2 separate regions of the Homo sapiens genome follow, and region 1 is linked to region 2. A link is a contact called in ENCODE Hi-C or POLR2A ChIA-PET data. All regions are on one chromosome and are shown on one strand. Each heading gives the region's core, a stretch centred on a gene start or an enhancer-like site at or near the end of the contact. The rest is flanking DNA. Distances are from core to core; before and after follow the strand shown.

Evidence for each region. A loop is a pair of places that touch in the nucleus more often than their neighbours do. ChIA-PET counts read pairs that join two places held with the same protein, here RNA polymerase II (POLR2A). Pooled maps may share reads with other maps.
Region 1: a loop to region 2 is called in a pooled map, with 3 times the contacts of the local background. The contact joins two enhancer-like sites. A Hi-C loop is called at or near these places in 4 of 50 pooled maps. POLR2A ChIA-PET finds 5 or more read pairs at or near these places in 2 of 52 experiments (OCI-LY7 and activated T-cell).

The regions. Positions count from the first base shown.
Region 1 is chr12:68,075,674-68,082,280 of GRCh38, forward strand. No RefSeq gene overlaps it. Among named protein-coding and RNA genes, the nearest start is that of IFNG, 81 kb to the right of the region's middle. Within about 2 kb of position 5,123, at least 2 of the 41 ENCODE cell types and tissues checked have a DNase peak (open chromatin) inside an H3K27ac peak, as active enhancers do.
Region 2 is chr12:68,187,062-68,194,147 of GRCh38, forward strand. All of the region lies in intron 1 of LOC105369818 (a long non-coding RNA gene), which reads left to right. Among named protein-coding and RNA genes, the nearest start is that of IFNG, 31 kb to the left of the region's middle. Within about 2 kb of position 2,835, at least 3 of the 41 ENCODE cell types and tissues checked have a DNase peak (open chromatin) inside an H3K27ac peak, as active enhancers do.

The DNA of each region.
Region 1 (6,607 bases), core at 3,873-6,372, 110 kb before region 2:
CATAACATCAGGGTTACCTGTTCATGGCCGTGTGTGTGTGTGTGTGTGTGTGTGTGTGTTTAGTCATGAACATTAAGGGGAGCAATTGGAAGCAAGTCCAGAGATTCTTACTCTTGAACTCTCAGTTGCTACACTCCCCGTAGCTCTACTAGAGTCCCCTGGTATTTGGACATGTAGGCTATTTCCTAATTGTTGCTATGCAAATAATGGATATTTTGACTGTAAACTTTTTTCAGCATTTAGGAAAGCTCCCAATCATATTTTCTCAGAATGTGTATCAAAAGATATACATTATAAAAATAAGTTTTATCATGTATATTTAAGGTATGCAACATGAAGGTATAGGATACATATAAGTAGAAAAATGGTTACTATAGTAAAGAAAGTTAACATATACATCATATCACATAGTTACCCTTATTTTTGCAGCAACACCAGCTAAAATCTACTCAGTAAACAAAAATCCTGAATACAAAACAATATTATTAACTACAGTCCTTATGTTGTACATTAGATCTCTAGACTTGCTTATCCTCTGCATCTGCTACTTTGAATACTTTGACCTACATCTCCCATGGCCCCAAGCCCCCAGTCCTTGGTAATCGCTGTTTTATTCTCTATCTCTGTGTGTTTGACTTTTTTAAAAATTTAGGTTTCACATATAAGTGAGATTATATAATTTTTTTTTATTTCTGTGCCTGGCTTGTTTCACCTAGCATAATGTCTTCCAAGTTCATTCATGTTGTAGTAAATGGCAGGATTTCCTCTTTTAAGACTGAATAATATTGTACACACACACACCCATACATCACAGTTTATTCATTTGTCCCTCAGTGGACAGATATTTATTGTGTATAATGTTGCAGTGACCATGAAAATGCAGATATTTTTACAAGGTGGTGATTTTATTTCTTTTGAATGCATACCCAGAAGAAAATTGCTGGGTCATATGGTAGTTCTAATTTTAATTTATGTGGCAACCTATGTACTATTTTTCATGACTGCACCAATCTACACGCCCATCAACAGTTTCCTTTTCTCCATATCCTCACCAACACTTGTTATCTCTCATCTTTTGATAGTAGCCAAAGGGATATACATCTTTAAGGTACTTTTTTATATTATCAACTGGCTTTCTAAGAGAATTGTACCAATACATGTTAAGACAGGATACTTTGGTTTAAGAAGGAAGCAGTGCCAGGCAGGCAAGAGATAAAGCTTATGAACCAAAGGTATAACAGTGGCTACCCTCGAAGCTAAAGTGATTTTGGATGACATTGAGAATATTCACATTCAAAACAAGGAAGATGGACTGAGCGTGGTGGCTCACACCTGCTATCCCAGCACTTTGGGAGGCTGAGGCGGGTGGATCACTTGAGGTCAGGAGTTCGAAACCAGCCTGGCCAACATGGTAAAACCCTGTCTCTACTAAAAATACAAAAAAGTTAACCAGGCATGGTGGCGGGCGCCTGTAATCCCAGATACTTGGGAGGCTGAGGTAGGAGACTCACTTGAACACTGGAGGCGGAGGTTGCAGTGAGCTGAGATCAGGGCACTGCACTCCAGCTTGGGCAACAGAGGGAGACTCTACCAAAAAAAAACACAAAAAAACAAAAAACCACACATGAAAAACAAGGGAGATGATGGATTCATATTGAGGCTGGTCAGATTAGACCCAGGGTGTTAAGTTCAGTATAGGTACTTCATGGATATAAACAAATAACACAAGTAGAGAAAAAAATCTGGATTGAGAGGAAATTTCAAACAATTCTTACTGAGAATTGTTAGCAGAATTGTGGCTTCTTAAGCTGAAGAAGATGGAAGGTAAAATGAATTCAAATGTATCGATATGTCAAGCTCTGTGGTAGTGTTGATGTGTGAAGCTCTGTCACGTCTATTAGCTTATTCATTTTCTATCACCTTATCTCCTTAAAATACCTGGTCTTTTCTGAACACTGGAGCTAAGCAGGATCAGGACTAGCTGGACCTTGATAGGAACTCTCTTTTATAAAAAGCCTGTCTAGAAGAGTGGTTAAGTGCAACTGTGTGGCCATCAGCAAGTTTCTAAGCCTCTTTGCCTCTGTTTCTTCAACTGAAAAGTGGGGATAACATTGGTATCCACTTTATGGGGTTCTTGTTAGAAGTATGTGAAACAATGTATAGACCTGACAAACAGTAATATAGCCAGTAAGAGTTAGCTATTATTTTCATTATCATCATTCTTAACAATTTCAGGAGTTGGCAATCATTATTTCCCTTTATAGTACAGGCTCAGAAAAGTTAAATAAATTCACAAAGTCACATAGCTATTGGAAAGATAAAGCTAGTCATTTGTCCCAAATCTGATTCTGAAATCCAAGGTTTGTGTTGTATTTTTCTTTTCTTTACTTGAAGCTTCATTCTCAGTAGAAGACTTTATAAGTTTCTCTTTATCATAAGGAGAAAAGAAAGATGTTCAAAAGTAGATTGGTCTCTTTGGGGAGTTAGTACGTTCTGCATCACTGTTGGTGTACAGGCAGAGATTAGACGGTGACTTGTTGAGGATATTGCAGAAGATTTATGTAATTGCCTCTAGGGTGTCCTGATTTCCTATTCTCAGCAATGTGTTAGGACAAGGGTTCTATCATACAAATGCACCCTCTTTCCCCTGTTTCAAGGGGAGGCGAAATTTTTGGCCAGCATTGAGGAACAAAGATGAGCATGGCTTCCTTGGGATCTCCAGGAAAATATAAGTCTTTCTCTTTTTATCACTTCCAGGAGTATCCAAGGGAGAGAACACAGTCATGGGTTCTTAGTTTCTGTTTCTGGTTGGGCCAGTAAATCCCCTTCCTCCTCCCTCTTTTTCGCTTATCACTAGAGACAGAAACTAAAAACTATGGCTTCAGGCTGCTGAAAGCCTAAAACAAAACAAAACAGAAGAACAATGAAATAGGGCAGGTTGGATAAGCTTGCATCATTTTTGCATATCATTTATCAAATGAATGAATTAGTTGTACCCAAATGTCCAAGAAACCCTCTGTGTCATGTATAAAAGTCTTAATGGCTCTGAGTCCCATCAGTGCTGCTTCAAGTCCTTCCCCGGTCACTGACTAGTGCTCCAACTCTTACTCCAGGAAGCCGTGGAGGAAGGAGTCTCCCAGTTCTCAGGACCGGTCTTCTGATAAACTTGTTCTCTCTCCAGCTCCTGTCAAGTTTCTCCTGGCTGATTCTCCTGGCTGACTCTGGCTGAATCCTGCCAGGCCAGACAGAGCCATGCTCAGGGAGTGACCATTCTGTGCTCTCAGGAAGCTGCACTATGGCCTGAGGCAGAATGAGGGGAGGGAGGGAATAACCCATTGCACATCATTTTGAAAATGTGCCTGTCGTTTTCATTAGCACCTCCAAGTGACACTACTTGAGCCCAGAATCTCACAAAACCATTACATTAATATAGCATTTTATTGTTCACAACATGTTTCCCAATAAGTCCTCTTTTATTTCTTTTCATCCACACAAATATCATTACAGATGATGTATCCATTGATTATGATTAGGGTGGATACATATACTTAACCAACAGTAGCTTAATCAAAATAGGGTTGTATTTTATCTCATGTGAGAAGGGAGCGGAGGAGTGCGAGCTGTTATGGTAGGTTCATCAACATCAGAGACCCACCCTCCTTTTCTCTCCACTTCATCATTTTTCTTGGGTGGTTTCCATCCTCAAGGTGACTTCAAGGTCACCTTACAATTGCAGGAGTTCTAGCTACTACAATCTTGTTCTGGGTAAGAGGAGGGCTAAAAGAGAAAGACTATTTCCCAGCTGAGTCATTTTTATTTAGAGATTTCCCATTGGCCACTTCTATCTGCAAGGAAGCCTGGGGAGTGCACTTCGTTTGTTTTGTTTTGTTTGTTTGTTTGTTGTTTTAATCTGGACACAAATCTATTTCTGTCAATATAGGGGCTCAAAGCTAAGGAAGTAGGCAAGAATGATTATTGGGTGGGTAAAAAGTAATCTCTGACCAAGGAAATTGGGGCTAATAGCGATTAAATGACTTGGGCAGTGTAATACAGTGAGTTAGTTTCTACATATGTCCTAAGAAATCTTTATGACTCTCTACTGTTGCTACACAACCCTCAGGGACATATTGATACCGTTCCTTAACAACGGAACCCTTCTACACCTTATAGTGGTACAGAATACAACTTGTGCAGTCATAAATGGCAACCTGTCTCTTCCTTTTGCACTTGGCGGAATTTTGTGTGTAATACCTCTCTCCTCTACCACCAAGGAATCCTGCCTTTCACACTGTAACCAGTTGGAGCCTAATATTCATTTCTGCATAATTTACTGGAGGGTTTAGGTCACTGTCCATTTGTTGGGGGTTCTCTTTCTGCTCTGAGGCAATAAGTCCTCTTTAGGTTTCTACATAGTTGGTCAGGGCCTTTCCTGATTAGAAGCCATGGGAAGAGGCCACCATCCTTTTTATCTGGTAACTAGTTGAATAAATGAAATAGTTTGAACTTCAGGCCTATTTTCTTCAATTTGGGTGAAAGAAAGTATATATTAAATACAACTTTTTAAGGGCCTTAGTTGGTTACAAGAATCTATCCATCTTAGGGGTTACAGGGATTTTGCTAATATTAATAAAGCAATATTTTAATTTTCATCTAAGTATAAACAAAAGGAGTTATGTTTAGAGTCATACTTCTAAAAATTAATTTTTTTTGTTTTATAACATAACACTTTAAAAGTAACTAAATGTATTCCTGAAACAGTTGGTACTCTCCTCTTCCCCTAAAAGTTGATGTTAGGGGGAAAAATACTAGTTATTTAAAAATGTGGGTCAGGTGGTCTCTATTATTTGGGGTGTTATGATATTAAGTCATGAATCCAATAAACTAAGATGCTGCTTTCTTGATAAAATAGGATATGAGTATATTTTCACATGCAGAAATCTATTTTTTGAAGATGTGTTCACTGCAGTGTGGTGTCAGGAAATGAAAAAAAACAACAGAGCTTTCCTCAGGTCATCTTAGGGTCTTTCAGTAAACTGAAAGTAACTAAGTTAGAAAGGAATCTCCAGGAGAGGCCAGGGGAGTACCACCAGCCCACCACTACAGAGAATTTCAAAGCTAAGCTACTCACAGAAAACAATGCTCAACCACAGGGCGGATGTGCTGTTTTTCACACCCCAAGTCATTTATCTGAAAAGCAATAGCAGTAAATTCTTGAAGTGTTTGCTGTGATAGGATTGCTCCAGAAGAAAGAAGATAAAGAATGCTAAGTTTCCCCTTCCCATGTTTGCCTCACACACCTGTTTCTCCTAGGCAGATTCTTTAAACCTTTTTTCCTCACTTTTCAACAAGAAACTATAAAATTAAAACAATTATTTTTAATCTTTGGGGGTATTCACTTAATTAATATGTTCACTGTTATATCTATCGTGATAATAGGAGGATCTCCCTGGGAAGTGAACACAATTTCCACATGGGCAAATGACAGAAGTATTAATTAGCTCAACACACCACTAAGGCTTTAACTCTAATAGTCTATTAAGTAAATGCGTAATAAAAGATTCCAAAAAGAGTTAGTTTTCAACAAGAATTAAGCTTCAAAAAGCCAAAGTAATGTAATCAATTAAGATTAAAAAATAACCCAATTAAGTGAAAAAACAAAAATATTCAAATATCCTTCAGAATATTGGCATCACCAAGTTCTCTCTCACTGGTCTCTTACTGTGCCTATAAATTAATGTAAAAAAAAAACCCTTAAGGTCATCCTACACAGGCTTGTTTAGGAAGGACAGAAGTTTGCCCAATTATTTACCAAGTTTGTATAAAACTTAAAACCCACTCAAAATATTTCTGTTGAAAACATACTTGAATGCAAACGTATTGGAAAAAAGTTGTTTGGATTGGCTGTTGAAGCGTAAACTATCACCAGACAGTTTTAGCACCATTCAACTCCTCCTGCAACCACATTGTTGGGTATGGAAATTCTATACATTTGGTTAAATGATTTGCATAATGGAGCAGTATGCAAATACTGGAACTCAGGCCCAGAGCTTAGGTCTCTTGCATTTCCCACACACTTCTCTGAACTCCCGTCAATACCACATAGGATACTGCTTAGTCATACAATGCTCTGTTGTTTGGGCCACCAGGCAGATTGGAAGCTCCATATGTGACAGAGAACATTTTCATATTTACCATGTATCTCCAACATGCCTTTTACAGAACTGGCCATGCTTGCATGCATTTATTCACCCATTTCTTTAACTAATGTGTATCAAGAGCCTATTATGTGCCAGAATCCATTATATATATACTATTCTCACATATTCTCATACACACACACACACACACACACACACATAAATTATACAAGGTCCCTGCTCTGTGAAAGGTCTCTGCTTAAATTTGAATGAGATGAGACGGTAACAAGAAAAATATCAGAGGTGACAAATATGATTTAAAAAACTAAAATAGGATAATATAATACAAAGGAACAAAATGGCTATATTGAATTGGGTGGTCAGAGAATACCTCTCTACGGTGATATCTAGACAGAGATCTGAATGACAAAGGACTTCTTAGTAAACTGAGTTGGCACTTACAAAGGAAC
Region 2 (7,086 bases), core at 1,585-4,084:
AGCCTGGTGTGGTGCCTTGCACCTGTAGTCCCAGCTACTTGGGGGGCTGAGGTGGGAAGATCACTTGAGCCCAGGAAGTCGGGGCTGCAGTGAGCTGAGATGGTGAGGCTGCACTCCAGCCTGGGTAACAGAGTGAGACCCTGTCTCAAAAAATCAATTAATCAATAAAGTGTTGTTGATGTTTATGAAACCCTTAGAGCTCTACCAGGCATACAGTGAACTACGATGTTGTTGATGATGATAATCATCTTTATTGGCACATGCCAGGACTTGATAACCTTAGTTTGTAATGTGAATCCTATTTAAAAGTATTTAAAAGTATTTCCACTACAACTTAAGAAACTGTCATCCAGTGCAAAGCTCAGGGTAGACAGCAGAGAGTTGGATTTAGCCATGATTGATTGGAGTTTTTCCAGGAAAATACGATGAAGGAAGACAAGAACAAATGACAGACCATGGAATTGAGGCTCGATAATGAGAGAAGTAAAGACATAAAGTGGAGAGGAACCGTGAAAAGATGCTAGGAATAATGTTTTTTTTCAATTCCATTGGAATTTAATGACAGCTAGAGTGGGTTATAGAAAGGGCAAGCTGAAAAGTCATAGAGTAGGAGTCATGTCATTGAGATAATGTGGGGAATGGGGGCTGTTGCTATTACAATGCAACTTCTAGGATCCTCCCAATGGGAAGAATTGGCTAAAGTAAGATAAAGGGCAAGATCTGAGTGGAAGGGAGATCAGGAATGGAGAGACCAGCGTGTTTGAAGTACCACATGTACACATATTGAAGTGTATGATATGAGGTGGTGTTGGAGAGTGTGACAGTGAGCAATAGGTAAAATCTTTCTAGAATGAGGAGGAGCACCTGAGGGATCAGTACATGATGACCATGGGGATTAGTGCATAATGTAGTCTGATGATAGGATATTTAAAGCAGGAAGACACTAAAGAGTTTCAAGAAGAAGAGAGGGAGAATGGGGTGTGCCTTGATGAAACACAAGAATGGTACTTAAACGACCTCCACCTACATGCCCAGGGTGCAAAAGAAAAGGGAAAGAAAACAGATGCATCTAGAGAAATCTGCAAAGGAACCAGGTCTCCAAGGGACAGTCTGGTCAGTTACAGTAAGAAAGCAAAGTTCAGAGAAAATGTTAAAGATATAAGGGATCTTGCTGGTGACTGACAGTGAGTTCAGGGGACACACTGAAAGGGTTTCAGAAGCTGGAGATAGGTGGAAGATGAAGTGAGGGAAAAGGAAGTGCAGTGCCATCACGGAAATGAAAGCCTTGGGACGGAGGGGTCACCTGGATGTCCTGGGCTTCTTGGGCCCTCCGTCCTAAACAAGCATAAAGAGCATCACGGGATTATCCTTGGTAGTCTCAAAGCTGAGAGTCATGGGGAGGCTGTGAACATTGAAGATCCTACCAGGGACACAAAATTACGGGTCCCTTCTTCAATCCTGCCTGTGGTTAGCAGGAGGTTGAGGGAGCGATGGTCCTATTTCCCAGAGGAATAAGAGCTCTGGGCTCCTTCAGGAAACCTGGGGAAGAGGATGCCCAAGTCTGCATGAATACCAACAGATGAGGCCATCGGAAGAAGGGCTCCTAAGAAAGAGAAACCACACACAGAAAGGAAGAAGTGAATATGACCCATGCTCACACACCAACATGCCTATAGCCAGGAGGAAATATGAGAGCTAGGAGGGAATTTAGGAGTCTCTGAATTGAAAGTATTCGTTTCAGTGAGGAGGAAACTGAAGTTTAGAGACGTAGAATAAACTTATTGTAAGAGGAACCTATGTAATATGTCTTAGAAAGCTCTCTTTCAAAATCATTATCCAAAAAGGAAAGAATGGGCCACTTAAAGGAGTATTGATTTATTAATCGGGAAATTTGCTTATGGAAAATAGGCAAAACTTGCTTCGAAATGCTTATCACAATCCACCTAAAATTTCTGTTGGCAGCATCATTATCTGTAGCTGCTTCAGTGGTGACACTAATAAATTCACATTACAGAATAGTAGTAAAGGATTTATTTTTCTTTTACATTTTATATTATGGTCACCAATTGTGAGCTCTGAAGTAAAATGTCCTGTTACATGACAAATTTAAAACAATACATTTTAGAATTTACCTTGACAACACTCTCAGAGAAGATTATTTTAGAAACTATTGATAAATTAAAAATCTAAGTGAATTATATGCCTAAAAGCTTTCTTTTAAGTGATACTTGAGGGGAAAAAAACGTCATCCCAACATTTTTAGACATTGAACTTTACAAGTGTAGAAATGGTCACAGAAAGCCTATGTTATTCTGAAATATATTTTGTTTCAGCTATGTTTGTGAAAATTGACCAGCTACTTGACAAATCTAGATTTTCTTAAAGGCACTCAACTAAATGCTATTGTCTCCTAGGACTTGTCTTGGCCATTTTGATTATCATAACTCTCCAATATAGGCTTTAGGATTTCCAAATTCATACTCTGAAGCCCAAAATTATTCCCACTATAATTTAGAGTTAGCCTTTGAAATAACTTATAGAAAGCATTAATTGATTCCATATCTAGGGGCCTTCTGAGTTGTTTATAACTTATATATATCTACATATATATTTATTGATAAAATTTTATTTTTAATATAATTTACAACCAGATTTCTCTTACAAAAAAGATTCAATCTATTTTAAAAGTATGATAATCAATTATATTATATAATTTGTGCCACAATTCATACTTATCTATTGATTTAGAAACCACATTCAAGATAATCCTCTCTACCAAGAATTGGCCCCCAGCGTAGCAGCAAAGCACCATTAACTATCATTTCCACCGACAGCTGAAGTTGTGGTTTTGCATTCAGCACTTTTTTCCTTGTGTGGAGTATAGAACAAAAGATGTTACTAATGTAATAATGTGAGTCATCATCCAAATCTGTGGTTACTACTACCATGAAAAGTTTTCTTTCTCAGTAGGAAAGTGTCATTGGTCATTCCCAAGATGTTACAGATGAACAGAAAAAAAGTGAATATCGTTGGCACTTCCATTTTATCTAGGAAATAAAACTGAGTTCCTCACTTGTGGGTAAAGGCAAGTCACTGTGGTGACACACCATGTTTTTTCAGTAGATGAGGTGAGCAGGAAGCAGCAATCTGAGATGTCTCTTCAGTGCATTTCACACTTACGACATTCACTTTGTTTCAATAAATACAAATAGCAAACATAAAAATTATTATCTATATATACTTATTAAAATCTCTTCTAATCTCCTCCAAACATATTTATCATATCAGCATTTTGCTTCCTTAAATGTTTTTCTTATTCTTTGAAGAGAAATCCAGTAGTTGTTGTTTTTCTTCTTCTTCATTAATAATACACTTTTCTAGCTCTGCTTCATCTCAAGATAACCATTTGTGTGAACTGGTGTTTTCCAAACTGTTTTCTAGGTAACAAGGCATTTGATCTGACTAAGTGCCTACAAGGCCAATGTATTCTTGGAAGAAACAATCTTCTAGAAACTCATATTAAACAAAGTTAAAGAGTTGTTTTAATGTGGAACTTCTCCAACCTGTAACATTCTGATGGGCTTTATAATTCCCCATACAGAAAATATAGTTTGCACCATTTTCTTAAACTTGTTAAATAAGAAAACACTTTTGTAAGTTTAAAACAGGAAAACTAATATGTTGAGGAAATACTATATATTCCATGCAATAGAGTGAGAAAAGCTGATTTCAGTCACACATTTGTTTCTTTCTTATGGGCAAAGTACACCATTACTTTGTGGTTAGTGCTTGCTGTTATGTCCAAGGCATCTATATTATTATGATGACCAGATATTCATGGTTTGGTGCCAACTTCAATTATGTGGTCCCATTGTCCCTCTGAGCATGTTAGAACTTTTCAGAGTTTGCTGCCCAATTTTTCATTCAGAAAATATATTCTCTGCATATATGGATAAATAATTTGGTAAATCAAAAGAACATAATCTTCCATAGTTAAGAAGTTGTTTCTGCCATTTGTTAAAAGTAACCAGATAACTAAGAAGCTTACCTGAGAGAAAATAAGGCACAACAGGTGAATCAGAGAATTGTAAAATCTTCTAGATCATGGCTTTAACTTCTTTCATGATAATTATGTGATGCTACTAAAAATATTTAACATCCCCAAGCCTGTTTCTACATCCACATAAATTACAAAACCAAAATCAATAATCTTTTTACTCTCTACTCCTTAGTCATTGTAAGGATCCTTCAGGTCTGTGCAAAAATGTCACCTCATTGGTGAGCTTTTTCCTGACCAGCCCTTTTTTTTTTTTTTTTCGGAGACAGAGTCTCCTCTATCACCCAGGCTGTAGTGCAGTGGTGTGATCTCAGCTCACTGCAAGCTCCGCCTCCCAGATTCACGCCATTCTCCTGCCTCAGCCTCCCAAGTAGCTGGGACTACAGGTGCCTGCCACCACACCCGGCTAATTTTTTTGTATTTTTAGTAGAGACAGGGTTTCACAGTGTTAGCCAGGATGGTCTCAATCTCCTGACCTCGTGATCCACCCACCTCAGCCTCCCAAAGTGCTGGGATTACAGGAATGAGCCACTGTGCCCAGCTCTGATCAGCCTTTTTTTTAAGAGCAAACCAGTCCCCGCCCTTCCCCAGTCCCTGAAACCCCCCCACTCCTGCTTGTTTGTTCTTGTTATTCTGACATCCTTTATGTTTACTCCTTTGTTTATTTCTGTGTCCCCCTATCAAGAATGGTATGTTCACCTGTTTAACGTTTAGGACAGAGCCTGACACTTAATAAGTAAAACAAATAAATCTTTGTTGGCTAAATGAGTAAAATACACAATGTAGTAAAATTTGAGGAAACACTTGGAAAGCTATATCAGAATAAAACAGCAGAACCGTAAATAGTTTCCACAAAATCAGGTACATAGAGAAAGCTCAGCATGTATTTATAGGTAATCTTCAATCACACTGGGAAATTAACCAAAAGGGAATATTCATTGTGGGCTACAGTGGCCATGCAAGACTTAGTAGAGCAGAGGAGATCATGAAGAAAATATATAATTTATCTTGAAATAAAAGAGTAGAGAAGACATAGCAGATGGACAATCTGGCACACAGAAGGACATGAAAGCAGAAATAAGCTTGTCTCGTGTTGGGGGCTTTTTAAAAAAATAGACTGATCTTGAAGGAGGCATACATGTCAAAGGGTAATGAGAGATGGATTTTTAAACTTATTCAGTCATTTATTTGACAAACTCTTGTTGAACACCTACTATATGCTGAATTTTAGGTTAGGATTGATGAGAGTAAAAGGCCAGATAAGGACTCCCTGAATGTCAGGCTAACGAGTGAGAAAATGCTCATGCTGCCTCATGGGATTATTTTAAGGGTTAAGAAAACAGTGCACCCAAAGTGCCCCATAGGCCATTTTGCTCTATGATAATATAATCTGTATCATTACCCAGCTGGTGATTGGTCTGGTGAAAACAACACGTTAGGCCATGCATTTAACCAAATGGCCACAGCCAATATATTTCTGAGGATCATGGAACGTGTCAGAATTTAGAAAGCACAGTTGTGGGGAAAGCAGAATAGCAACAAAATAGATTAAGCACCATCAACAAACAGAGCTATTTTATGTTTTAAGAACAGAAATTTCTAAAAATAAGTTATAAACTCAACCTTTCCAAGAATGGAGCCAGACTCTTAAAAAAAATCTATTCTGAAACTAATAAAACATACTTCTACTGCCTCTTTTAGAAGTTGTTGAGTGGAAAATTACAAGTGGTTAAAAGAAATAAATAGCTGTCTATAAGAGCTAACATCTATTCAGAGATATGGAGAAAAAGCAAACATATGCCATGTTCCTCAAAGCAGTCTTCTGCCACAGATTAATAGCGAGAATCATCCTCAAAACATCTCTTAATATGAGAATTACTACTTTTATCCTCAAAGAACTGATAATGCCTCTTTTCATTCTGACAAACTTGACAAAACTTCTGCTGCATGTAATAAATCATGCTTAATTCGTCCACTAGACTCTTTTGAGCCCCTATTGTGTTCTAAGCTGTCCTTTAAATGTTGGCAATACAAAGATCAACAAGGTATAATCCCTGCTCTCGAGGAGCCTTTGATTTGGTGGGAGCATCAGACAAGGGAGTCAAAGGTTTCAATACAGTGTGACAAGTGGCATTCTACAAGTATTAACAGGTATCATGACAGCAAGAAGAATTCAGAGAAGGAATCTCATTTGACTAGGGATGGGAGTGAGAATATGAGAGGTGGCAAAAATGAACAGATGGGTAGGGTCACAGGTAATATGCACAAGACCTCTCTTCTCATGAAGCTTACATTTTAGTAGAGTCAAAGAAAGGAAGATAATAAACAAGGCAATCAACAAAGAAACAAGATAATTTCAAAGCATGAGGATAATATGAAGGAAATAACAAAGGTGATTTGGAATTACTAGGAGTGGATGGAGATCCTTCCTCAGCTGGGTTGGGAACGTCATGTCAAAGGAAGAGACCCTTGAGCTGACACGTAAATGAAAGGAACGGACTGTGGGAAGGCCTGGGGAAGGGTACTCCAGGGAGAGGAGCTAGCATCTACAAATGCCCAAGACAGAGCTGAACTTGCACTTTTCAGAAGCAGAAAGGTCAGCTAAGAGACAACACAGGCCAGGAGACAAGGTCAGAGAGAAAGGCTAGGCAATTAATGTAGGTCTTTCTTGGCCAGATAATAAGGTTTATTCTCAGTGCAAGGGAAGCCATTGAAAGGCATCAAACAGGAAGGGATATGCTTTGATTTACACTTCTTAAGTTCTCTCTAGAAGCTCAATGAAGCTGGATTCAGGGGCAAGGTATGAGTGGAAACAATGAGACCAGTTAGAAGGAGGACTCTTCCAGTGTCCAGGTGAGACATGGCAGTGACCTGGGCCAGGGTATACTAATGGGGATAGGAGAAGCGGAAGGATTTGAGATATATTGGGGCGGTAGAACTGCAAGAATGTGCTGATGAATTTGGTTTGGGATATGAGGGAAAAGAAGAAATAAAAAATCCCTGTAATTGCAAAAATGGCCCTAGCAATT